3 separate regions of the Mus musculus genome follow, and all the other regions are linked to region 2. The links are chromatin loops, found by intact Hi-C in ENCODE. Cell type or tissue: left cerebral cortex. All regions are shown on one strand. Each heading gives the region's core, and the rest is flanking DNA. Links, peaks and the distances in the headings are about the cores only. Region 1 has its middle 130 kb from the start of Gm23625. Region 2 has its middle 20 kb from the start of Gm36144. Region 3 has its middle 110 kb from the start of Gm23625.

The links. Hi-C counts contacts between places; a loop is a spot of excess contacts. Peaks named below come from ENCODE experiments on the same cell type or tissue, not always from the same donor. Only the 100,000 strongest peaks of a DNase experiment are listed, where the experiment ranks them.
Region 1: a loop joins it to region 2, with 2.8 times the contacts of the local background. A loop is called at or near these places in 2 of 42 quality-filtered maps.
Region 3: a loop joins it to region 2, with 2.2 times the contacts of the local background. A loop is called at or near these places in 2 of 42 quality-filtered maps.

What each region holds. Positions count from the first base shown.
Region 1 is chr6:66,111,266-66,119,617 of GRCm38, reverse strand. No RefSeq gene overlaps it. Among named protein-coding and RNA genes, the nearest start is that of Gm23625, 130 kb to the right of the region's middle. In left cerebral cortex, for the core only: no CTCF peak of the experiment used is centred there; a DNase peak (open chromatin) is centred at 5,217.
Region 2 is chr6:65,647,220-65,655,571 of GRCm38, reverse strand. No RefSeq gene overlaps it. Among named protein-coding and RNA genes, the nearest start is that of Gm36144, 20 kb to the left of the region's middle. In left cerebral cortex, for the core only: a CTCF peak has its summit at 4,007 (motif pointing left); a DNase peak (open chromatin) is centred at 3,984.
Region 3 is chr6:66,097,194-66,105,545 of GRCm38, reverse strand. No RefSeq gene overlaps it. Among named protein-coding and RNA genes, the nearest start is that of Gm23625, 110 kb to the right of the region's middle. In left cerebral cortex, for the core only: no CTCF peak of the experiment used is centred there; a DNase peak (open chromatin) is centred at 3,675.

The DNA of each region.
Region 1 (8,352 bases), core at 236-8,235, 460 kb before region 2:
ATTTGCATTTTGCTGGGGAAATTTAAAAAGTAAATTTAAAATATAAAAGATTAGGAAAATTAAAGTTTGGTTCTCTATAAATAGACACTTTAGCATAATTTCTGGTCTTTGCTCTCTATGAAATATATGACTTGATTAGTTCCCATCTGCTATTTATGACAATGGTAAGATAGGTTCTTTTTGCAATTTATATAACACAGTTTAACTCGACATTATTTCAGTTGGGTGTAAATAATTTTATAAGACTGGATGCCGATGCCTTGGGGCCGGAGAGATGGCTCAGTGGTTGAGAGCAGCAGTGGCTGCTCTTCCAGAGACCCAGGTTCAATTCTCAGCAACCAGACAGCAGTTCACAACTGTCTACAACTCCAGTTCCAGGGCCTCCAATACTCTCACTCAGATATACCTGTAAGCAAAACACCAATGTCTCCAAGGAAAGAAAGAAGAAAGAGAGGAGGAGGAGAGAGAGAATTTTATAAAAGCCATTATAAAAAAAGGATTGGATGTCTTAATATCTAATTTGATACACCTATACATTATCAAATTATCATAATTAAACAGTATTGTTCACAAAAAGGCAACATAAAATGTAGAGTATTTATATTCATTGCATCATTAGACTTCATATTTATATTGAAAAATCTTTAATGTAATATAAAGCATACTTGTTTTATAGATATAGAATATAATAGGTTAAATAATTCTGAAAAAATATTATAGAAGTTATATTAAAGATTTTGTTCTTCACATACTTTTTAAATGAGTGTGTTTACTAATGTACACAAATTTTTGTGTGACAAAAGTTTGCATTTTATCGAATTACATTATGTAAGAACATGGAAACTACCCCTTAGATTTCCTTTACCTCATTAACTCATATAGTTAGTAAATACTGCTACAAGAAGCCAGCATCAATAAGTTTTATTTAATTTTTTATGCAAGTAAGCCCACTATAATGAAATACTGTCCATAAGATTTTCCAATACTTTGGATTTGAGCACACAGGTAGTAAATTCACCTGTTTTTTATTCTAATACAGATAGTGACAGTGTCTTTTTCTCATCAGCTGTGGCCAACCTCATAGTCTTTTGAGAGTGGCTAGTTTTAAAAGAATTGACACAAAGAAAATGAAGAAAAGGGGGAAGGGGCTGGCCTCTCCAGGCCATCAAGTTCTTGACATGAAGTGTGTGTGCATGTCATGTGCACATGTATGTGTATGTGTGAGAGGGAGGGAGAGAGAGAGAGAGAGAGAGAGAGAGAGAGAGAGAGAGAGAGAGAGAGAGAGAGAGAGAGAGAGAGAGGGAGGGAGGGAGGGAGGGAGGGAGGGAGGGAGGGAGGGAGGGAGGGAGGGAGGGAGGGAGAGAGAGAGAGAGAGAGAGAGAGAGAGAGAGAGAGAGAGAGAGAATCTTTTTACAAATAAAAGTTTTACCAGGTGAGGGAAATTAAAAGATTTGAAGTCGTTTGCTCGAAGGTTTTACAAGTTGAAGACATAGAATATGACCTTTGGCAGGCTAGCTACATTATATCTACTGGTGGCCACTAGCACTACCCCTCAAACTTGTAAGAGGCTCACCATTGTCCTCTTTCACTGTTGTAGAACTATCATATGTATCCATGTGGGTCTTCTGTGTTACTGTGATCCAAGGTTTTTGCGGGATCTTTTGTACGCTGAGGGCGTGGATGTTTCTCAGGGACTCAGCTTTTTACAATGCAAACCTTAGAACCCTTTGCTAGGTTTCTGTACCAAACTCTGATCCATAGATTTAGTGGTGCTAACCTTGCTAAGGTTATAAGAATTATAAGAAGACTGTTTAATAAAGATGCTTAGATATTGTCTTAACTGTAGACTCTAAATAGTGCTTGTCTGGTGATTAAACACATTTGGGGAAATTTTCACCTAAGGAATACACCTTAAAAAATGTTTTGCACTTCACTTTGAAACTTGTCATTTACTTTTAAAATAAAAGTTAGATGGCTGTTTGTGTAAAATGTGATTTATATCCTCTGTAAGTTGAGAAAAATTCAGTGTATTTCTAAGAAAATGAAATTTAGGACAAGTCAAGGATTCTGAAATGATGCTTTCAGTAATTATTATTCTGAAATGTTTCTGTAGACTCTGAGTGGTTACGCTTTTTATTTTTTAAGTCTCTTGTGACATTGTATCATTCTTGTCTGTTGATTCTCTGCTGTAAAAGGACAACATGAAGCTTACCTCTTAATTACAGAGTTTACGTACAGAACAGGACCCACAGCAGGCTGCACTTTCAGCTGACCTTCATAAAATGTAAGAAAAAGCCTCTGCCATTCAGCCTTTTAGTAGAAAGACATTTAAATCCATCTGAGGATCTTGAGTAAAAGAACTATCATCAAGTGAAGAGAGAACTGGGGTTCTTCCCATGTGAGAATAAATAATTCTAGAATTTAAGGCTAGACTCTTGCTCCAAATCCTGTGTTACTTGGTTTCTCATGTGCATGTAGCTAGCAAAGTACAAGGGCTCTCTCTCATACACACACACACACACACAGAGAGAGAGAGAGAGAGAGAGAGAGAGAGAGAGAGAGAGAGAGAGAGAGAGAGAGAGAGAAAGTAAAACAAAACAAAACAAAACAAAATAAAACAAAACAAAACAAAACACGGCTTTCAACCTCAATGTGCCAAGGTCTTTGACTGCAACAGAGCCTACTTCTGGGCTCATGTGGACTCAGAAACCGATCATCCAAGTCACTCTAAACCACTGCCCATCTCTGAGGTGGTCATAGCAAGTGCTTCTCTTAATGTGCTATTGCTCAGGAAAGAACAAAGAGGGGAGATAAAGCAAAGGAAAGTATTAAAGCCCGAGGCCAGGAACTGGGGAATTAGTTTCCCAGTAGTTAGCAGTTTCAGCTTGGACACAACCTTTACATTTAAAATTTTAATTTCCTGCTGTGAGACACCTCTCTTCTTGGTACAGTTCTTAAATTTCACAGACAATTTTTGTAAATTATTAATTTTATCATTATTTCTTATGTAATTTTAAATTTCAGCTAAAATACATTGATCACTCGGTCTTTATTTCTTACCGGCTAGTTTGGATAGGAGAACAGAAAGAAAACCAACATCCAAACAATGTGGGAACATTAAATGGTTTCCATTTAAAAACAACAATTGTACAAAGTCAATTGTCAAACCTAATTGCCTGACATGAGGTCAACTCTGGGGCCAAATGGAGGTATCCTCCAAACATTTCATTACTCCTTGACTTTCTGTTTCTCATTTTACTGTTTCCTTCCCAGCTCCCTGACAACTGAAACCTACTGTGGCTGCTAGAAAAAAAAATATGTTTTTAAAATTAGGATTTTATTTTTATTTTATGTACATTGGTGCTTTGCCTGCCCTTATGTCTTTTGTGTGAGGGTGTCAAATATGCTGGAACTGGAAGTTGACATGTGTGTGCTGGGAATTGAACCCTGATCCCCTGGAAGAGCAACCAGTGCTCTTAACCACTGAGCCATCTCTCCAGTCTGGCAGCTAGAAAATGTGATGTTTTGGATTAAATTTATACATAGCCATAGAAGGAGATCCTTTGAGTCTCACCTAACCTGTGATCTCCCCACTCTGCTGGGTTATTTTGAGTATCTTAGGTCAGTGGTTCTCAACCTGTGGGTCACAACTCCTTTAAGAATCCTTTATTTCCAGAACTATTTACATTACAGTTCATAAGAGTAGCAAAGTTACAGTTATGAAGTAGCAGAAAAAAATTAATTTTATGGTTGAGATTTACCCCAACATCAGGAACCATATTAAAGGGTCATCATCACATTAGGAAAGTTGAAAACCACTGCTCTAGGTGCTTGTGGGAGAACTCAAGACACTGGGTGAGGGCCCACTATGTCTTTCTAGATGAACCAACAAAATTATTTACATCCCAGAAGAGAATTACTGCTGCTAGAGCCATAAGAATTCGTGCTGTGTCTTAAAGCCTTGACAAGCCAGGCTTGGCCACACATCTTCACTAGGCCAGTACAACAGAAATGTAATACTGAAACACTGAAGTCAATGTGGCTATAGTGGGAAGTAGAGCAAAAGGCTCCAATGGCCCAACAAGGCCATCTTGGGGATCACAACATGAGATTTAGATTTAAGGAGAGGGCAAGAGGTGTACATGGCTAAGCTGTCTCAGTCAAAGTGAGGCCCCAACCATCACCTGTTCAGTTTTTTCTTGAACAGGGATCTGTCAAGTTGTTAAAACTGTGGGAATCTCTTCAGGGAATTAAGTCTTCCCTTTGACTGCTAGCATAAAATTCCCAGGGAAATTTTAATTTCCTGGGGTCCCTACTTTCAGCAGCCTAATTGTCAAAAGGCATGTGGGTCCAAGAAAGCCCTTAGTCTTCTGTGTGTAGGTTACATGAATCAGAATCAGGGAAAATGCTACAATAACGTTGTGTCCTGTTTACACGTGTCCTGACAGCACAGAGAAATGTCCATGTGAGTACAATTAAAAAATGTCTGGCATTATGTTTGTGTGAGGTATCATTGTTATTCAGCTTATTAGAGCCATTTTTCACTCAATGTATCTGCTTAAAATTTGGTATTTGAGCTTGCAGCTTAAGAGGATCATTTGCATTGGCAAAGTTCACCTACCTGGCTCTTACAAGTTTGCTGGCTGTTTCCTGGGGAACATAGCCATATTTTCTTGACTCTGTTCCTTCATCTGGTGTCTCCTTCCAAAGCCCTAATTTTCTGGCTTAGTTCGTGTTCAAAGTTTTTCAGACAATATCTGACAATTTGAGACTGTGAAAGGCCCAAAACAAAAGTGAATGAGTAGCTTGTAGGTTTTCCTGCCAGAGTTTTCTGGAAGGAGGTTTGAGAGAGAGAGAGAGAGAGAGAGAGAGAGAGAGAGAGAGAGAGAGAGAGAGAGAGGGAGAGAGGGAGAGAGGGAGAGAGAGAGAGAGATCTCTAACAGATATCTTTCACTCTGAGAACAGACTACATTGGCGCATGCTTGACTGCTAAAATAGACTGCCCTGGTGGCATCCTGCTCTCCTGAACACACTGCACGGGTGCATCATCTACTGCTAGAACAGACTACATCGGTACATCCTTCACGCCTAGAACAGACTGACTGGGATTTTTTTTTACTGGCTTGATACTGTTCAGGTCTTGTGTAGGAAACCGAAGCTTCTGGAAACCATGTGTGAAACATGCATGCCATATCCAGAGGGCAGCATTTCACAACACTTCTCGTTCTCAGAAATACAGAAGGGATGAGTTTCAGAGCTTTACTGCAAACCATTGAATGCTGACTAGGTTTGGAAATAAGCTCCAGCCCTCTTCAGCAGGCCCTGGGGTGATAGCCTTCTCATGACTAGTTGGGCTGCTTGTGTATGAGACACAAAACTCATGTGGCCAGAGTTCTGTGTGGGGAACAAATTTAAATCCAGTGTAGCTGTGGCTCACTAAGGGATTGAGAAATCTAGAAGACACCAATAGATTTTTCTGTTAAAATTTGTTCCAATATAAAACATACTCTGTTAGAATAGCCAACCTATCTCTGGTATACAGAAAATGGGAGAGATGTCATAGTCCTGGGCCCACATTACAGTTGGTATCTCTGCTTGTGAAGTCTTGGCAGAATTCTCAAGAAGCCAATGCCCAGCACAGAGTAGGTGAGGGTGACTTGATTTCCTGGTGTAGTAAAATAGCCATCAGATCCAATGGTGCAAACTGCAGTTCTCCCGAGATCAAGCATCATCAGAGATGATGTTCTTTGATAGCAATAATGTCTTCACGTCTGGTACTTACAGGATATGTGCAAACATCATTTCAAATGAGTTTAGTTCTTTTACATTTTTGTTGTCAAACTATCTGTCCTGTCTGTTAAAAGTCATTTCTGGGACTGCTACCAAAAGAATTTCACAGCCAGTTTGCTTGCTCGTCAGACTCATCTGATCCAGGTATCCTAGAAGTTAAAGCCAGCACTCTAAGAAGACACATCTTTGGCCTAATGAAACTCAAGTGTGTGCCATAGTGCAGGAGTCCAGTCACAATTTGATGAATTGCATTGCAGTGTTTCTTCTTTAATTTTTAAAAGAGATGTATTATTTTATTTGCTGTGTCTGAATATCTGCATGTGCACCATGTGCTTACAGGTTGGTTGCTGTGCAGACCAGCAAAGCAGCTCAGGTGCCCTGGAAATGGAGTTAGTAGGCAGTTTTGAGCTTCCTGACATGAGTAATAGGAGCCAACCCCAGGTCTTCTGCCAAAACTGTATGTACTCTACCCACTGGGACAACTCTTCAGCTCCTTTTTATATGTATTTATTAGATATTTTCTTTATTTACATTTCAAATGTTATCCCCTTTCCTAGTTTCCCCTCCAAAAAAACCCTATCCCCTCCCCTCTTTTCCTGCTCCCCAACCCACCCACTCTCATTCCTAGTTCTGATCTTCCCCTATACTGGGGCATAGAACCTTCCCAGGACCTAGGGCCTCTCCTCCCATTGATGACCAACTAGGCCATCCTCTGCTACATATAGAGCTAGAGCCACAAGTTTCACCATGTGTTTTCTTTGATTGGTTGAGTTCCAAGGAGTTCTTGGGGTACTGGTTAGTTCATATTGATGTTCCTCCTATGGGGCTTCAGACCCCTTTAGCTCCTTGGATACTTTCTCTAGCTCCTTCATTGGGGACCTTGTGCTCGGTCCAATGGATAATTGTGAGCATCCACTTCTGGGGCATATCATCCTGAGTGAGGTAACCCAATCACAAAAGAATACACATGATATGCACTCACTGATAAGTGGATATTAGCACAGAAGCTCAGAATCCTTCTTAGAATGGGGAACAAAATACCCATGGGAAGAGTTACAGAGACAAAGTTCAGAGCAGAGTCTGAAGGAGCAACCATACAGAAACTGTCCCACTTGGGGATCCATCCCATAAACAACCACCAAACCCAGACACTATGGCAGATGCCAACAAGAGCCTGCTGACAGAAGCCTGATATAACTGTCTCCTGGGGGCCTTTATATGTATTTTTTTTAAAAAAAATCACGTCAATTTTTCTTAGCAAAGTGTTGGCTCTTTGCCTGCAGGTTCATGGTAGAGGAGAGAAGCCATTCCAGCTGGGTATGTCTGGGGCTGAGCAGGATATCGAGTGTCGAAGGCAGAAAAGAAACACACCAAGCCAGGAGTCTTGTCAAACAGGGACTTGTTTAATTAAACCAGCCTCTTGCTCATACAGGGTTGAGGGAGGACGTGGAGATTTTTGGGGGGTTGAGATGACTTAAGAGACGGAGAACGGTAATAGAAGGTATGGGGTGACAGACAGAGCTAATGAAGTTATTCTACATCAGAAGTAGCTAGGCAAAGGCAGGCTTAAGCAGGTCGTGCTGAATCACTCTAGCATCAAAGTGAGCTAGGCAGGTAGATCCTCGGATTCCAGACAGGCTCAGGTCTTTCCATTAGGCCAGAGGTTTTTGGCTGATGTCTTGGTCAGGGTTTCTATTCCTGCACAAACATCATGACCAAGAAGCAAGTTGGGGAGGAAAGGGTTTATTGGGCTTACACTTCCATACTGCTGTTCATCACCAAGGAAGTCAGGACTGGAACTCAAGCAGGTCAGAAAGCAGGAGCCAATGCAGAGGCCATGGAGGGATGTTCTTTACTGGCTTGCCTCCCCTGGCTTGCTCAGCCTGCTCTCTTATAGAACCCAAGACTACCAGCCCAGAGATGGTCCCACCCACAAGGGGCCTTTCCTCCTTGATCACTAATTGAGAAAATGCCTTAGAGTTGGATCTCATGGAGGCATTTCCTCAACTGAAGCTCCTTTCTCTGTGATAACCCCAGCTGTGTCAAGTTGACACAGAACTAGCCAGTACAGCTGAGTTAGGCCAAAAGTAAAGTACCACAAATTTGAAAGCAGGCAAGTTTCTATCTGTTTTTTTCACACAGCTTACCCCAGTGGCTGGTATGGCAGCAGCCATTCCTGTGTGATGAATTTCCCTAGTGCTACACGAAGAATCCTTTGCTCTGATAACAATCTGTAGAATACACGGCTATCAGAAGGGACTCTGTTTTTTTTTTTTTTTTGTTTAGTATTTATTTGCTTGGTTGTTTCATTTTATTTGTTTTGAGGAAGGGCTATACATGTAGTTCAGGCTGGTCTTGAACTCTCTTCGTCTCCAACTAGCAATTCTCCTGCCTTAGACTCCCATATATTTAGATTACAACCGTCTTCTACTATGCCAGGAAGGAACTGTATCTTTAAATATTGATTTCTGGTTTTTTGTTTTTCTAATAATAAAGAAATAGTTAACATGAGAAGCCTTAGCAATCTTAGTTCAAATGCTTGTTTTAGAAAAAGAAATGAGA
Region 2 (8,352 bases), core at 34-8,033:
ACAAGTAACTCTACACATGCTAGATAGGGAATCTACTGCTGAGGTGGGAAATATTTTAAAGTACTACCTTACCTCACTTGGGTCTCTCTTGGTCTAGTGGAAGTGGAAGAGGATGACCCTCTGCCTAGCTCTGGCCCAGGTTAGGATAGACATTTTCAGTAAGTAAGCACAACTGCAGTTTATTGATTTTTTATTATGTGGTTATTTATTTAGGATAGTTAAAACATGTTCCATTTGATGTATATCTCTAAGCTGAACCACAATGACAACTTCAACTTGTGAACAATGAGGGTAGTTCAGAAGGGAGTAAAGTGACTTTTCCAGGAGTTCCGTATAACCAATGAGAAATAACGTTCTTAGTGTAAGCGTTATAGGTTAATGCACATGCGCTAATGCACAGATCTTCTCTGGGACAATGCATCTACTCTATCACTTCTAGAAATCACTGTTGGTTACATGAGGATGACCTAAATGTCAAGATATGACAACCAGTATAAATATACCGTCTGTGTACTCGCAAAAACAAAATGTGATAAAATTAGTCTACACATGTGACTTATTACTGACTTGCTTATACAATATCATAATTGGTTTACAACAACACAGTATAAAACCATCTAAACAACCATGGAATTCCTTTTCTCCAAAAAGCTAATAAATTTGATTACTTAAAATATTTATTACATATGATATACATGTGCCTATGTATATATATTAATATTATATCCCCACAGACTTTTTAAACATATGCTATTTTTTGCTGGGTACAGAACAGTTTGATAATTGCTGAACATGAAATAGTCTCTGCAAAGTAATTTATTAGCACACAGGGGAGGAAATGGGTAAAACCAGTTAAATACTGTCCATAAAGTGTGGGATGCTTCTGGAAGGATACAGGATAGATTTTGGACAAAGATGCAATACTAGTAGCTGTGGAAGATGTGCAGGCTCAGAAGTGTGGTGAATGGGAACTTAGTCATGCTTGGCATTAAGGAGTGAGATTGAAGGTGGTTGTGAGAATATATGTAAAGACCCAAGGGTGCCAAAGTCCATTGTAAGTTGAGGAAAGTCAAGCTAAAGGCACAGGAATATTGAGCTGAAAATGGCTGAAGGTAATGGGTAGTGGTCATAGTATGCTCACTCTTAAGAACCATCTGAAGGTATTTGGACTTGGTCCTTCAAATCATGAGAGTAATTCATCTGTTCAAAAAAGGAATAATTAGATTAGTATTTATCAAGCTCTTGTTTCCTTCAGTGTGGAAAATGGATTATCAGAAAACAAAACATTTGCAAATGTTACTCCATTTTTTTTTCTGTTGTTGTGATTGACACCATGACCAAAAGCAACTTGGGAAGAAAAGGAGTCATGTGGTTACATATCCATCATGTCACAGTCCACCATCAAAGAAGTCAGGGTAGGACTACAGGAAGGAACCTGGAGACAGGAACTGATGCAGAAGCATGAAAAGTGCTGTTAATTGGCCTTCTCCTCATGGATTGCTCATTATGCTTCTTTATATAGCCCAACACCACCTCCAGTTGGCTGGCCGTCATGCTATGTTTAATTTTAAAAATTCCCAGAGATAGCTCAGAGTCCAATCTGATGGAAGTCATTCTTCAACTGAGTTTCCCTCTTCCTAGGTGACTCTAGTTTGTGTCAAGTTGAAAATGAACCAACTGAGTAGAACCAATAAGTGACCTGAAAGATAACTCAAAGCAGTCAAAAGATAAAGACTAGACCATTTGTTCCTGATTAGAAATTGACTTGACCCTTATCAAGAAGGTGAGATCTAGCCAATTAAGGTGATGTGTCACTGAAAGGCCAGCATTTAGTAGGATGAAGATTTCAGGCCAGTATTGGCTACATGGTACATACCAAGAATTTGGTATTCTGTGATTCAAGACCTTATCTCAGATATTCAGATCTATGATAAATAGATGGATGCATGAATGAATAGAAAGATGATAGATGATACATGGTGTGATGTGATGTGATGTGATATGATATGATATAATATGCTATGATATATGGGTGGATAGATGGATGGATGGACAGACAGATACGATGTGATGTGGGGTGATGTGATAAATGGACGGATGGGAAGATAAAGAGAGAGAGAGAGAGAAAGAAAGAAAAAAGATAGATAGATAGATAGATAGATAGATAGATAGATAGATAGATATGATAAATAGACAAGACAAAGAAACAAAAGGAGAAAGACTAACAAGCAGACAGAAAGAGAAAAAGAGAGAGAGAGATTAAAAAGGGAAACCAAAAAGAGGAAAGATTAGGGAAGATTTATCTTAAATATGTGAAAAAGCTGGAAGATATTTTGTAGTAGAAGAAAAATATCAGTGAAAAGAAAATATCAAAAAAAAAAGTATTTTGGGTATGATGAGTAGGTATTTCAGTGCAGCATTATATATGTAGTACATCTCAGAATATAAGTTGGAGCTGTATAGAAGAAAGCCATGAGTCTCAGACCTAGGGGCTTGGATTTGTTTTAAAATACAATAAAAAGTCCGAGATTTTCTTCCCCATATTTGAAAGTTAGAATTTTGAGAATTTAGAAAGATATGGTAGCATACTAAAAATAAAGACATAGAAATGTTGAGTGTTTTTCTAAAGCTATAAATAATTGTATAGAAATGGTCAATAAATGGTGAAGTAGCTGGATGGGTGAGAAAGTGAGTGTTGTACTCTGTCTGCTGTGGCAGAGGGCTACATGCTTCATGTTCTTGGTGCTGGGGACTCTCACCCAGGGCCTGCTGTCTGCATTTACAGCAACGTGTTCTTGGGAGACCAACATCCAACCTAGAACATGAATTTATAGGCTTTCAAAACCACAGAGTGGAAAAAAAAAAAACAGATTGGATAGAGAAATTTACTGAGTGTCCACTACTTTGGTTTTTGTATATAAAACAAATCAAAATCTGATGTTCAAAATTCCATTTCGAAAAGTGATTTAAAGGGAAACTAGAGAATTTCTGTTAGTTTTTAAGATTCTTAAATTATTGGGTAAATTATTTTGACTGTAAATGTAAAGGAGACTATATCTCAAAACTTTAAAAATTAATATTTTCTTCAAATATAAGAGCTTTTAAAAATGTTAAAAATTCAATGGGATCAGAGGCCCTTGGTCCTATGAAGGCTCGAAGTCCCAATGTAGGGGAATGCCAGGACAGGGAAGTGGGAATGGGTGTGTTGGTGAGCAGGAGGAGGGGAGATAGGATAGGGGGTTTTGGAGGGGAAACTAGGAAAGGGGATAACATTTGAGATATAAATAAAGAAAATATCTAATAAAATGTTAAAAATTGTAAGTATTTCAATTTAATTTACTGCAAAGCATGTTAAATTTTAGTAAGGAGAGATTTTCATATTTAGGACAGAAACTTCAAATAAGAACAAAATGTGCTCTCCAACTTTGCTATGTGCTATTTGCATTAAGTAAAGTAAGTGGTTTAAGTAAACTTGTGTGTGCTGGGTAAGAGTGTGTGAATTAATGCACAGGGGTAGTTTGTGCAAATTTGACAGACATGTGGGACAGACACTAGAACTTGCTCTTTGTGGGCATGTTTCCAGTTTTGAGGGCTTCCTCAACTTTTTGGTTGGTACTTTGTATTTTTATATATTTACATGTCTGTGAGGTTTTAATTACTGGTTTATTAAGGAAGTCTTCCAAAATTCTAGTTTTAAGGCAAATTTTTAAGCAAAATATTTTTACTTGTTATTATTAAGCCTAAGAAAGAGAATAGTGCCCAGGAGGACTGAGCATTGGACCATCTTAGTTGAAGTCTTCACGGCGGTGCAGTTCTGAATATCAGCTGTCAGATGGCATGCATTCAAAGTGCTAATGTTGCTTATATTAAAAAAAAAAAAATACCAGGGAAAGAGAAGGAAATCACCCTTTAGATTTTATGCCCTAACAACAGGGAAAGTTGGAAATAGGTTTTCTAGTCTCATTCGTTTGAGACAATAGTTCCACCTAGTGGACATTTGACTTAGAAACAAACCTTTGAATCCAAATGTTAGTTTTCTCTTTGATGGGATCAATATTAAAGGAAAATAATAATAGATATATTATTAACAAGGTAGAAGTCAAAGTTATTAACAGAAAAACAAAAAATTCAGATATTTAGGAATAAGCTGATACTTAGTATAGGTCTGTCTAATTTGTGACTAAAACGAGCCAAAGCCACACAAAAGGCCCAGTGGGACTGTGGCCAGAAACAAACCAACTTGTTTAAAATGTGTCTTGTTTAAAAACTTCATGACAAGATTACTTTTTCATGACTCACTTGGACAGTGTTTATTATTACTGTGTGGACACTAAAGTGTGCTTTAGCAGAGTGGTCAAGTAAGCCTCTTTATCCTGAAACTTAACCTGGTCCAAAGTGAACTATGGAGAAGAAGAAGAAGAAGGAGGAGGAGGAGGAGGAGGAGGAGAAGGAGGAGGAGGAGGAGGAGAAGGAGGAGGAGGAGGATGGGGGGAGGGGGGGAGGAAGAGGAGGAGGAGAAGGAGGAGGAGGAGGAGAAGAAAAAAAAAAGCACTTCACCTCAGATGATCACTGTTCAAACGTTTAAATAAAACACCAACCATGCCAATGATTCCAAACTACTAGCCCAGTTAAAGATTTATATTGGTTCTGTTGAATGTTGTCTGTCTCTAACCATTCTAAAAGTAGACTAAAACCCCGTAGTGTAACTAGAATGCTGGGAGATAGAACCCTGCAGTGACAGGTCTTTTCCCCTGTTTTATTCCACTGTCGGTGTACTTAAAACCTAAACTCTTTATGAATGGTTCTATGAAGCAGACACAGAATTAATTCTATTCTGAAAGATCAAATGGTTAGATTATTATTTACTTCTATTTTGTTTCAAAACCAAAATGACTATACCAGACAAATATTAAAATCTACAGCCTGAGTTCTCATGGCAAGATCTGAAAGACAAATGATGTTTCTTGACTACATTGCTGGACAAAGACAACTCAAGCCATAGCCTACAACCTGACCAGAAGGGACACCCCAGTTTAAGGGGAAAGTTACTGCATCTGTTTTTATATCTTGAGACCAATTCTAGCCTGGGTTTAGGCTTATGAGCTACTGTTTCTCTTAAGGATTCCTATATTTTCAGGCTAACAACAACAACAAATGCAAGCTTACATTCCTAAAAAGTGATATGGTCCTTGAATGTCTTTTCTGTAAGCTTCAAGAGTTAAGGCTGGGGGCTGGAGAGATGGCTCAGCGGTTAAGAGCACTGACTGCTCTTCTGAACAGTCCTGAGTTCAAATCCCAGCAACCACATGGTGGCTCACAACCATCCGTAATGAGATTTGATGCCTTCTTCTGGAGTGTTTGAAGACAGTGTACTTACATATAATAAATAAATAAATCTAAAAAAAAAAAAGAGTTAAGCCTGGTCCTGTCACCGAGATGGACAAGATGTAGCTAGATGAATGTCTTTGTCACTAGTCAGTACCTTTCCACATATGAGCTGCAAGGAAACTGCCATGAATACTCCTGAATCCTGAAAACAGCTCATTGAGTGATTCTGGTAGAAGAGGACTTTGAAAACGAAATGCTACAGATTAGTAAATTGGAAGGTGACGTGGGATCCATGTAAGCAAATAAAATAAAATCCCCAGGAACCAGTAGAATGAGGCAAAGAACAAAATCCAGATGTGACAATGGAGTGAAGAAAACAAGTTGGTTCATAGGAAAAGCTAGTGGTTTAAGTAAGTGGTTTGAGAAATACTACTTACTACTAATGCTGATGGATAGAAATTGCTCTTTTACAGACCAAAGAGGGTACTGGGGATCAAATGCCAGGGCCTCACACAGACTAGTGAAGTATTTTACCATGAAGCTTATCCTGCCCCTAATACCAGCTCCCCCTCCCCCCCATTGTCTCATTTATTGGAAATTTTTACTGAACTATTCTGAAGAACAGAAGTTGTTTTGAGACAAGGTCTCACTGTGTACCTTTGGCGAACCTGGAACTCACAGGCCTCCTGCCTCAGCTCCCAAATGCTGGAATTAATTGTAGGTATGAGCCAGCATGTCCAATGTACTGGATAGTATTATATCAAGTTGACACAAGCTAGCAACATCTCAAAGGAGGAAACCTCAATTAAGAAAAGTCCTTTATTAGATCCAGCTGCTGAACATTTTCTTAATTAGTGATTGATGGAGCTTGGCCCATTGTGTGTGGTACCATCCCTGGGCTAGTGGTACTGGGCTCTGTATGAAAGCAGGCTGAGCCAGCCATGAGGAAAAGGTCAGTAAGTAAGCAGCACTCCGTCATGACCTCTGCATCAGCTCCTGCTTCGAGGCTCTTGCCCTGTTTGAGTTCCTGCTCCGACTTCCTTCAGTGATAAACAGTGATGTGTAAGCAAAAGCCAGATACATCCTTTCCTTTCTCACTTGGTTTGTGTCATGGAATTGCATCACAACAATAGTAACTCTAACTAGGACACCCAGCTGGGACTTGATTTAATCTTAATTTTTTATTATTATAGGCCAGGTCTTCTGTTGTGGCAAACAAGTAGAGATCAGACAAGAATTTGGGTGTAGAGTTGGTTTCTTTTTCCTTCTTTCTTAGTAAGAAACTCTGCTGAGCCTTCTTGCCTCCCCATATTTATTGGTTTTTGCTTGCTTGCTTGCTTGCTTGCTTGCTTGCTTGATGGCTTGCTTGATGGCTTGATGGCTTGCTTGATGGCCTGCTTGCTGTCTGTCTGTCTTGCTTGTTTTACTGTTATGAATAGGATTCTTCTCCTAAGCTTTCTTTTGAATGGCTCATGGTTCATACACAGAAATACCCTGGTTTTCATACTCCCAATTTTGTACTTGGCCACTTTATTTCATTTATTTTTTATTTTTATACTGTTTTGTTGTTGATGATGAGGGTTTAGGGTTTTTTTTTTTTTACATAAACAAGGATATTTCTTTTCTCCTTCCAATTCAAGAGACTTATTTCTTTTTCTGGTCCATTACTTCTGGTATGCCATGAACAGAAGCAAGCCTTGTGGGAACCTTGCTTCCTAGAGCCCTCACTTTGTAGAACCCTCACTTTTTAGAAGCCTCACTTTGGACCGGGCATGGCTTCAGCCACCCCAGTGAAAGCAATATTTCCTGTGATCTTTTGGATGTTGAACCTGCCTGGCATTTTCTGTGTGTGCTGAGATGATCATCAGTTTTTATCTCTTCTTTTGTGCCGTACTATGCTGGTTTACTTGTGATCAAGGAATACGGAGCAGCACCTATTTCAGGAAAAGAATCACAGATACTTTCTTAGCCTGGACTTTTGAGCTGACAAGCAGGGGGCTCTCCTTTGCCTTTTTGTTTGTTTCTGAATCTTCCTTCTTTGCTTCCTTCCATGTGAATGACACCGAAAGAGCAAGACAAGCTAAAGATGATACACAGTGGTTAAATCTCATCACGCAGTAGTCCAGAACCCTGTGAACAGAGTTAAGGGTTGAAGACGAACATGAAGTGAAGGGACTGTTCAAAGGAAAAGCATAATCAAGCAGGGTTTCTTTGAAGGAGGAATTCACTTATTTATTCAGTCATGGATATTTACTGAGGACATGTCATATACCCGAAGCACCTCTTGCAGCCAGCACAGTCCTCTGCAGGATGTGGTTACAGACTGCTACTTCCTGAGTCAGGTCAATAGCAGAGTTTCAGAGCTTTTGTATTAATGTGTCTCTAGCTCACAGTACAGTTGGACCAAGAATGGTGATTGAAGCAACATAGCTTTGGATACAGCAGAAAGCACGGTAGATCCGCTTGCAAGAGAGCCTGGCGTGAGAAAAGGCACTGGGATGGGCTGTGGCATGAGAATTGGGCTTTCAGGTCAGCCCACCTCATACTCAGCCAGACACAAGTTAAACCTCCCTAAGGAGGGGCCACCTACCTTTCTGTATAGTATCCATCCAGAGGTGTAGGTAGGTGACACTGTCTATGTAAAACTGCCTGTCCTTTGGGTTGTGTCATCTTATTATAAATCTGGCCAAGAGCATCCACTTCTAATATTTTGGACAAATGCATGGATTATACCAGAGGCTGGACAGGATATGCAAAGATGACAATGACACAGAGTCAGAGATGGCTCAGTATGTTAAAAGCAAACTGTCCCTGATGTGTTGACTCTTTCCCACAGAGAGAACCTTTGCTAATGTTTTCCATCACAAGGGAGATGTGATGACTTATCTTGGTTGTCTACCTAACAGGATCTGGAGTCACCAAGATCTGTTGAGACATTTACAGAAAGGATTAGCTAAGGAGAATTTTTATTTGAGATAACAGTGTCTTCCTCTAAGTGCTCTAGATCACAAAGAGATCTGAGAA
Region 3 (8,352 bases), core at 322-8,321, 450 kb before region 2:
GAAAACTGCTTTCTCCAACCTCATTATACTACAATCACCATCCATACTCCAGCTTGTATTAGTATTTCTTTTTTTTTCCAATTTTTTTAATTAGGTATTTACTTCATTTACATTTCAAATGCTATCCCGAAAGTCCCCTATACCCTCCTCACCCCACCCCCGCTCCCCTACCCACCCACTCCCACTTCTTGGCCCTGTGTTTCCCCGGTGCCTCCAGTCAGACTGTGCTTTTTACGGTCAGGATCTTTGCACATTTATTTTCTTCTCCCATCCCATTTGAATTCTTAAATAACTGTTGGTTTTGGATTATTCAAGGGTAAACTTACTATCAGCCTGTCAAAGAATTTGGCTGATATCGCTAAGTGAATTTTTGGAGTTAAAAATCTGTGTTTACTTCAATCTTTAATTCTCCTTTTCATCCTCCTTCACCTCCCTGGCCTTTCCCTCTTTCCCTCCCTTCTCTCCTCTCTCTCTCTCTCTCTCTCTCTCTCTCTCTCTCTCTCTCTCTCTCTCTCTCTCTCTCTCTTGTCAGCACACAGTATTATTTAAACCACATGAGACCAAGACCACCACAACCCACTTACTCAGATCTACCCAGAACCATTCACACAATAGGTCATTCAATAAAGTCTTGCCAAGTGGGTATAAAGGCACATTACTAAATAATATAAATGCCTATGAACTGTTGAAAATAAGATAATTTTATATAATTAAAAGATGTATTTGTCAGCAAGATGTACTATTTTGTCGTCTTATTTTTTAAAACTGTAGATAACTCTATGATTCGTATTCATTCAGATAACTACCTAATATACAGTAGCTAAATTATGAAGCAACTTAAAAGCCAGTTATAAAGTGGCTACTTAAGTAGTTTATGGAAGCTGTCATTATCGCTGTGGAAAGGAAAGAAGTGGCAACAGCAAAATATCATTCATAAAATGACCCTATTCTTAATGAACAAGATCACATTGAAGAAAACTTGGAAAAACAGGTGTGAAATGTTATCAGAATATTTTTGTAATGGTATTAAATGTCATTTTTCTGTCCTTTTGTTTTCCTTTTCAGATTGCATATTCTTCAAGTAAGTATAACCTAAATAGGTATTACTTATAATTAGAAAAATAAGCCATGAGACCAGTTATAGCTGAAAGATTTTAAAAAGATTTTTTCAATTACTTTTAAAGTTTCATATATAAGCTCTGTATTTACATCGTTTCCATCCTTTTCTCCCCTTCATACAACTCTTCCTCCCATGTCCCACTATTTCCTTTGCATCCATTCAGTGTTGCTTTTGTGTGCATTGGTTTAGGATTGACTACATCTCAGCAGCTCTTCCCTGGAAAAAATGGATTCTTCCACTCTCAGTAGTAATTAGTTACCCATAACACTTCATCTGGGGTAGAATCTTTATGATATTTCCCCTACCCACCTTAGCATGTGCACTGGTGCTATGAAGTTGACATTATATGAGAAAGGGTGAGGAAATACCCTTGACACCCAAGACACGGGTGAGGAAATACCATGACCCCCAAGTGGAGCCATGCAGGCTTGTCAGGCCAGGAGTGAGTGAGAGATATTATAAAGCTCTTGTTTAGGGTACTATATTTCTGAGAGTTCATAGGTACAGCTTCCCCCATCACATATAGATGTTATTGCAGAACAGAGTCCTCTGGCTCTTAAGATCTTTTGCCCCTCTCTTCTATGATGCTCTGCAGGCCTTGGGTGTGAGAATTGTGTTGTAGGTGTTTCCATTAGCACTGGGTAGCTCATAGTCAGCTGTTCTCTTCGTTTTGACCAGTTTTAGATTTATATAACTGTCTCTGTCAAAGAGACTTCTTTGATGATGAGAGCTACACTTACCTGTGGGTTTATGTCTAAGTAATTAGAATGCAGTAACAAATTAAACTGGTTTAGGAATATGGCAGTGGTGGGTTCTCCTCCAAAGTTTTTTACCTCATTAGTCACAGAGGCTTGGATAGTGCATTGGTTGGTTTTTATAAACTTGACAAAAACTTAGACATAGTTGGGAAGAGGGAATTTTAATTGTGAAAATGTTCCCAATGATCAGCCCGTAGGCAAGTCTGTGGCTTACTTTTTGATTAATGATTGATGTATGAAGCACAGCTCACTTTGGGAAGTGCCATCCTTTGAGTTATGATCTTGGGTTATATAGAAAAGTAGACTAAGCAAGCCAGTAAGCAGCATCCATCCATGGATTCTGCTTCATTCACTGCCTCTAGGTCCCAGTCTTGAGTTCCTGCCCTAACTTCCCTTCGTGGTGAACTGTCACCTGAAAGTATAATATAATATAAGCCCTTTCCTCTTCAAATTGCTTTTGGTCATGATGTTTTATCACAGAAATAGAAATTCTAAGATAGCTTTGTTTACAGTATCGAGCATGAATGCCCTCCTCTTGGGCAGTCCATAAGACCAATCAGACAATTGTTGGTTATCCTCGAGATGTACATGTCACTGTAGTCCCACTATGGATAAATGAGCTTGCCATTCTGACCATTGTTATTTTTCATAAGCTAAAAGACTGAGTATGACTATGGATTGTTTTTCTTCCTTAGCAACTTGTGCCACTCCTTCCCATACTATGATAACTAGTTCTCATGGGAGAGGCTTCCAAGTTAATTCCAAACTTAATTCTTCTAAATTATATGTCTCAAATCTGTGGTATCTGCAGCAATATGATCTTACCTTCAAATTCTTCTATGCAACCATGAGACATGGCAATAGCCCATAATGCTTTAGAGGACTACTGGAAGTACTCTGACCAAAAACTTAGAAGGAGGTGTTCCATGCTCAGCAATAGGGTTATTATTAGACAGTCTATGTCAAGGTGAGAGCATTATTTACCTAAGGAGCATTAGTACCTTAAGTAGTATTAACTTCATCCAAAATATGTGTATGTAATATATATGTATATGTAGTGTGTTTATATACATATAACTTATATATTTTATATAAAACCTATGTATTATATATTAAATACATATAGAATAAATTATTTCCTTGTAACTTATTTCCCTCCTCCTCTTCCTCCTCTTCTTCCTCCCTCCCTCCTTCCCTCCCTCCCTCCATCCCTCCCTCCCTTCTTCCCTCCCTCCTCTTTCTTCCCCCACCTCCCTGTCTTCCTCCTCCTTTTTCTCCTCCTCCTTCTTTTTCTTATTCTGGGGTGGAAGTCAAGAAAGCATTTCTCTGTTTATCCCAGACTATCTCTGTAGACTAGGATAGCCCCTAACTCATAGATCCTCTTGCCACTACCTCTCAAATGCTGGGATTTGAAAAAAATATTTGAATTTTTGAAAACTTTGAATATTTGAAAAAGCCACCCCACCTGGCTTTTTGTGGCTTTTTCAAATATTCTTAGTGCATTTGAATCTTTAGTAAGCAAAACAAAATCTTGCCATAGTGTAATGGGGAAGAGATGGAAATTAATGAGCATATAACAGTGAATGCAAAATGCCAAGACTGTCTAGTTGTGTTTTGTTACATTTGTTCCTTGTTTCATCCCTTCATTTTCTTCTCTTGTTGCCACAAGCTCTAATATCTCTGTCAGCTGTAAGGCTGACTGTGAGCAAGAAACATAATCTCTCATCTGTTTTTCTCCCTTCAAATCTGAAAGAGCTAAAGCTCTGGGTTTGTGCCTGCCGTGGTTAAGTAATTTATATTCTTGGCAGCAAATTCCAAGCTCCCAAAAGAAAAAACAGCATTTGAGTGTGAGAACCACAGGATGAATCTAAATCAACTCGAGCACTCTATGTCCTTCATTCCTTTAATGCTGCTAAAGTCTCAGAAGGGGCAGCACATGTGTCAGAGAAAGCACATCCTATCCTTTCTGTGTACCTACTCCATGCAGGCCAAGGAAAATCGTTTTTGCATGGTGGAACAGGTTTGCCAGATCATCACTTTCCATTGTGTATACTCTCTCCCATATCCATGTATTTATACACATGTTCCAGTAAGTGAAAAGAATCTTAGACAGGGGTCTTGTTCAATAAGAAATGAGGTTTGTTGATGAGATTGGGCACATTCAAGGTAGTACGGCAGAGACCAAAGAAAGCTTTGAAAGATAAATGTTGAATTTTTTCTTTGTTTTTATAGTCATGCATCTTAAAAGTTTTTTTGCATTTAAAGAAGTTTAAAGACTAAAATTAATACACCATCGATCTGAGGGAGACTACGGAGTGAGTTTCAAAATGCATTGGCTGACGCTAGCATTATTATGCACTGGGGTGTTGCTAAGGGCAAGGTAATGTGCAATTTTCAGGAGGAGTCAAACTGTATGGAACCCACATTTTATTGTTTTTCTTAACAAATGAAACCCACCTCTCCCGATTTTCATCATTAACTAGTTTTTTCTAAGTTAAAGTTTCATGCTATTAACCTAGCAAACTTTCTGTAACAACGGTATTATTTCCAGGGATGCCTCCCACCTCCAGTTTGCTACCTTGTAATTCTAGGCCGTCTTTTCCTCTCCAGTGAGCCCTATCTGATAGCATCTATGTTCTTCATGGGCTGTAAATTTATATCTCTTTAAAAATTGGCTTTCTCACTTATTTTGACATATTAACATACTGACAAATTAGTATTGACATACTAATAAACAAAGAAGCAAACAAACAACCTATCTGGTACTATACAATGAATCCCTGAGTATACATACTCAGAAAGGTTCATTTCAAAGCACACCATGAAGGGACTGCTCTTCTTAGAATATTTGTGAGCTGATATAAAATGTATTTTACAAGTTTAGGAGACTTAATAAAACACATTAGCATGAGGCTCTAATCCAAGCAGAGACCCTTGCAGTCTCTGTGTCACATACAAGTCACTTTTATATTGGGGAGTGATTGTATTGAACATCCATTTTCTAAATTAGACACTGCAGTAGGAACGACTGGATCAGGCTAAGCAGACTTACTTACAGCTTTCTTCATACCCAAGTGAGGTCATTTGGCTCCACATTAATACTTGCTTTCATTTGGACTCCAGAATTAATCATGATTTTGGCTAGGAAATCCAAACAGTCATTTGAGAAAACAACACTCTCGCAGAAAATCATCATTACTTTTAAATAAGCTGTCCCTGATAGTCAGTCTTCTACTATACCACAAAGGTAATCTCCCGGTGGAAGCCTCCAGTCTAATTGATTTGCAGCCAGTGCTCCTCTAGGCACGTGTGCTGCCTCCAGCTTTGCTGTTCCTCTTCTACTGTGGTGTCTTATCGGTGTCTAAGGATATCATTCCTCAGGTTATAAGCTCATAAGTAGTACTGAATCACCAACTTCTCATTCATCCTCCATGCTTCCATTCACCACCTGTCTTCCCAGTGCTTCTGAACTTTAGTGACTTGCCAGGATGCAACCGTGAGTAGGCATTTATTTTTTCTGAAACTTCAGCTTTATGCTGGTTATGGCCATTCATTGTATTCCTACATGTGGTGTTGAAGAAAGATGGATTTTTCTGCAAGTTCTGGACTTGCACTGATTGGCTTTGTAGGGGTAAAGTGTGGATGAGGCCACAATACAAGATTGTGGCTTCTGTAAGGTAACTCAGTGGGTAAAGGTACCTGGTGCCAAGCCTGGTGTTCAGAGTTTGGTTCCAGGGTTCCACAAGGTGGAGGGAGCGAGCTGACTCTGGCAAATTGTTCTTAGAACCTCTTACATATAAAAATTAATGTACTGTAATAAAAAGTTTTAAAAGATACAAGACTCTTGTCCTTGAGATATGCCTTGTTCATGTGGGGTCAAAAAAATAGGGGAAAGACAGTAGTAACTGTTTTATCTTTTCACTAGATATTCTGAGAAACAAGAGCCATTGCCCAAAACAGGATGTACTCCAGAGGTTGGCTGGGGCTAAGCCTTTCCTCCACGCCAATGCTTTTAGACAGACCTGTCTACCAGAAGTTATCAAAGCAACAAGATTTCCCAAACACTTAAAAGAGGAGAAAAAGAAAGCAGTATAGCAATATACAATTTAGACTTTTAAGTTAAGTAAAATCAATAGTATGAATAAGTACTGTTCTTCTAACACAATAGTTATAATAAGTGTACCACAACAAGATGGCCTGTCCAAAATATTAAGATAAAGATAATAAGATCAACAGTATGAATAAGTACTGTTCTTCTAACACAATAGTTATAATAAGTGTACCACAACAAGATGGCCTGTCCAAAATATTAAGATAAAGATAATAAGATCCACAATGAATAAAATGAAAGTTTAGAAATCATTTGAGAATATACAAATGAGACAGAAATTAAGAAGTCAAATCTGGACATTGCCTGAGCATGGGCAGCAGACATCTTGGTTCCGGGAGCATGCCGAGAGTATTCTGCCAGGTGAGTGTACAGAATACAGAAGCTAATAGCTTCTGGGACAGGCAGGAGCCACAGAGCTTCTAAGGCAGCCCCTCTTTTCGGGCCCCGGACATCCGGCCACTTTACCGGCCAGAGGATAGGAGTCTGCCCGGCCCAGGAGTGCTTTGCCTGAGCATCTGCGGCAGACATCTTGGTTCCGGGACCCCCCCAGAGAATATTCTGCACAGGTGAGAGTGTAGAATACAAAAGCTAACAGCTTCTGGGACAGGCCAAAACGACTCAGCCACTGGTCAGGTCCTGTTTTGGGCCTTCGTCTTCGGCCAGGAGGGAGGTCCTAATGCCAGATATCTGTGCACCTCCCCTGTGAGAGGAGAGCTTGTCTGCAGAGAGTGCTCTAACCACTGAAACTCAGAATAGAGATCGAGTCTCTCAGGTCTGCTGATAGAGGCAAACAGAATCACCTGAGGAACAAGCTCTAACCAGAGACAACTAAATCAACTAACTCCAGAGATTATCAGAGGGTGAAAGGTAAATGTAAGAATCTTACTAACAGAAACCAAAACCACTCACCATCACCAGGACCCAGTACTCCCACCTCGCCCAGTCCAGGGCACCCCAACAAACCCGAAAAGCTCGACCTGGATCTAAAAGAATACCTCATGATGATGGTAGAGGACATCAAAAAGCACCTTAATAACTCACTCAAAGAAATACAGGGGAACACTGCTAAACTGGTAGAAGACCTTAAAGAGGAAACACAAAAATCCCTTCAAGAATTTCAGGAAAACACAACAAAACAAGTGATGGAATTGAATAAAACCATCCAAGACCTAAAAAGGGAAGTATACACAATAAAGAAAACCCAAAGTGAGGCAACGCTGGAGATAGAAACCTTAGGAAAGAAATCTGGAACAATAGATGCCAGCATCAGCAACAGAATACAAGAGATGGAAGTGAGAATCTCAGGTGCAGAAGATTCCATAGAGAACATCGTCACAACAATCAAAGAAATTACAAAACGCAAAAAGATCCTAACTCAAAACATCCAGGAAATCCAGGACACAATGAGAAGATCAATCCTACGGATAATAGGAGTAGATGAGAATGAAGATTTTCAACTCAAAGGACCGGCAAATATCTTCAACAAAATTATAGAAGAAAACTTCCCAAACATAAAGAAAGAGATGCCCATGAACATACAAGAAGCCTACAGAACCCCAAATAGACTGGACCAGAAAAGAATATCCTCCCGACACATAATAATCAGAACAACAAATGCACTAAATAAAGATAGAATATTAAAAGCAGTAAGGGAAAAGGGTCAAGTAACATATAAAGGCAAGCCTAACAGAATTACACCAGTCTTTTCACCAGAGACTATGAAAGCAAGAAGAACTTGGACAGATGTTATACAGACACTAAGAGAACAAAAATGCGAACCCAGGATACTATACCCAGCCAAACTTTCAATAACCCTAGATGGAGAAACAAAAGTATTCCATGACAGATCCAAATTCACACATTATCTTCCCATGAATCCAGCCATTCAAAGGATAACAAAAAAAAAAACAATACAAGGATGGAAACCAATCCTAGAAAAAGCAAGAAGGTAATCCCTCAACAAACCTAAAACAAGACAGCCACAAGAACAGAATACAAACTTTAACAACAAAAATATTACGAAGCAACAATTACTTTTCCTTAATATCAATGGACTAAAAACAATCATCCATCCTGACCAAGTAGGTTTTATTCCAGGGATGCAGGGATGGTTTAATACACGAAAATCCGTCAATGTAATCCATTATATAAACAAACTCAAAGACAAAAACCACATGATCATCTCGTTAGGTGCAGAAAAAGCATTTGACAAGATCCAACACCCATTCATGATAAAAGTCTTGGAAAGATCAGGAATTCGAGGCCCACACCTAAACATGATAAAAGCAATCTACAGCAAACCAGTAGCCAACATCAAAGTAAATGGTGAGAAGCTGGAAGCAATCCCACTAAAATCAGGGACT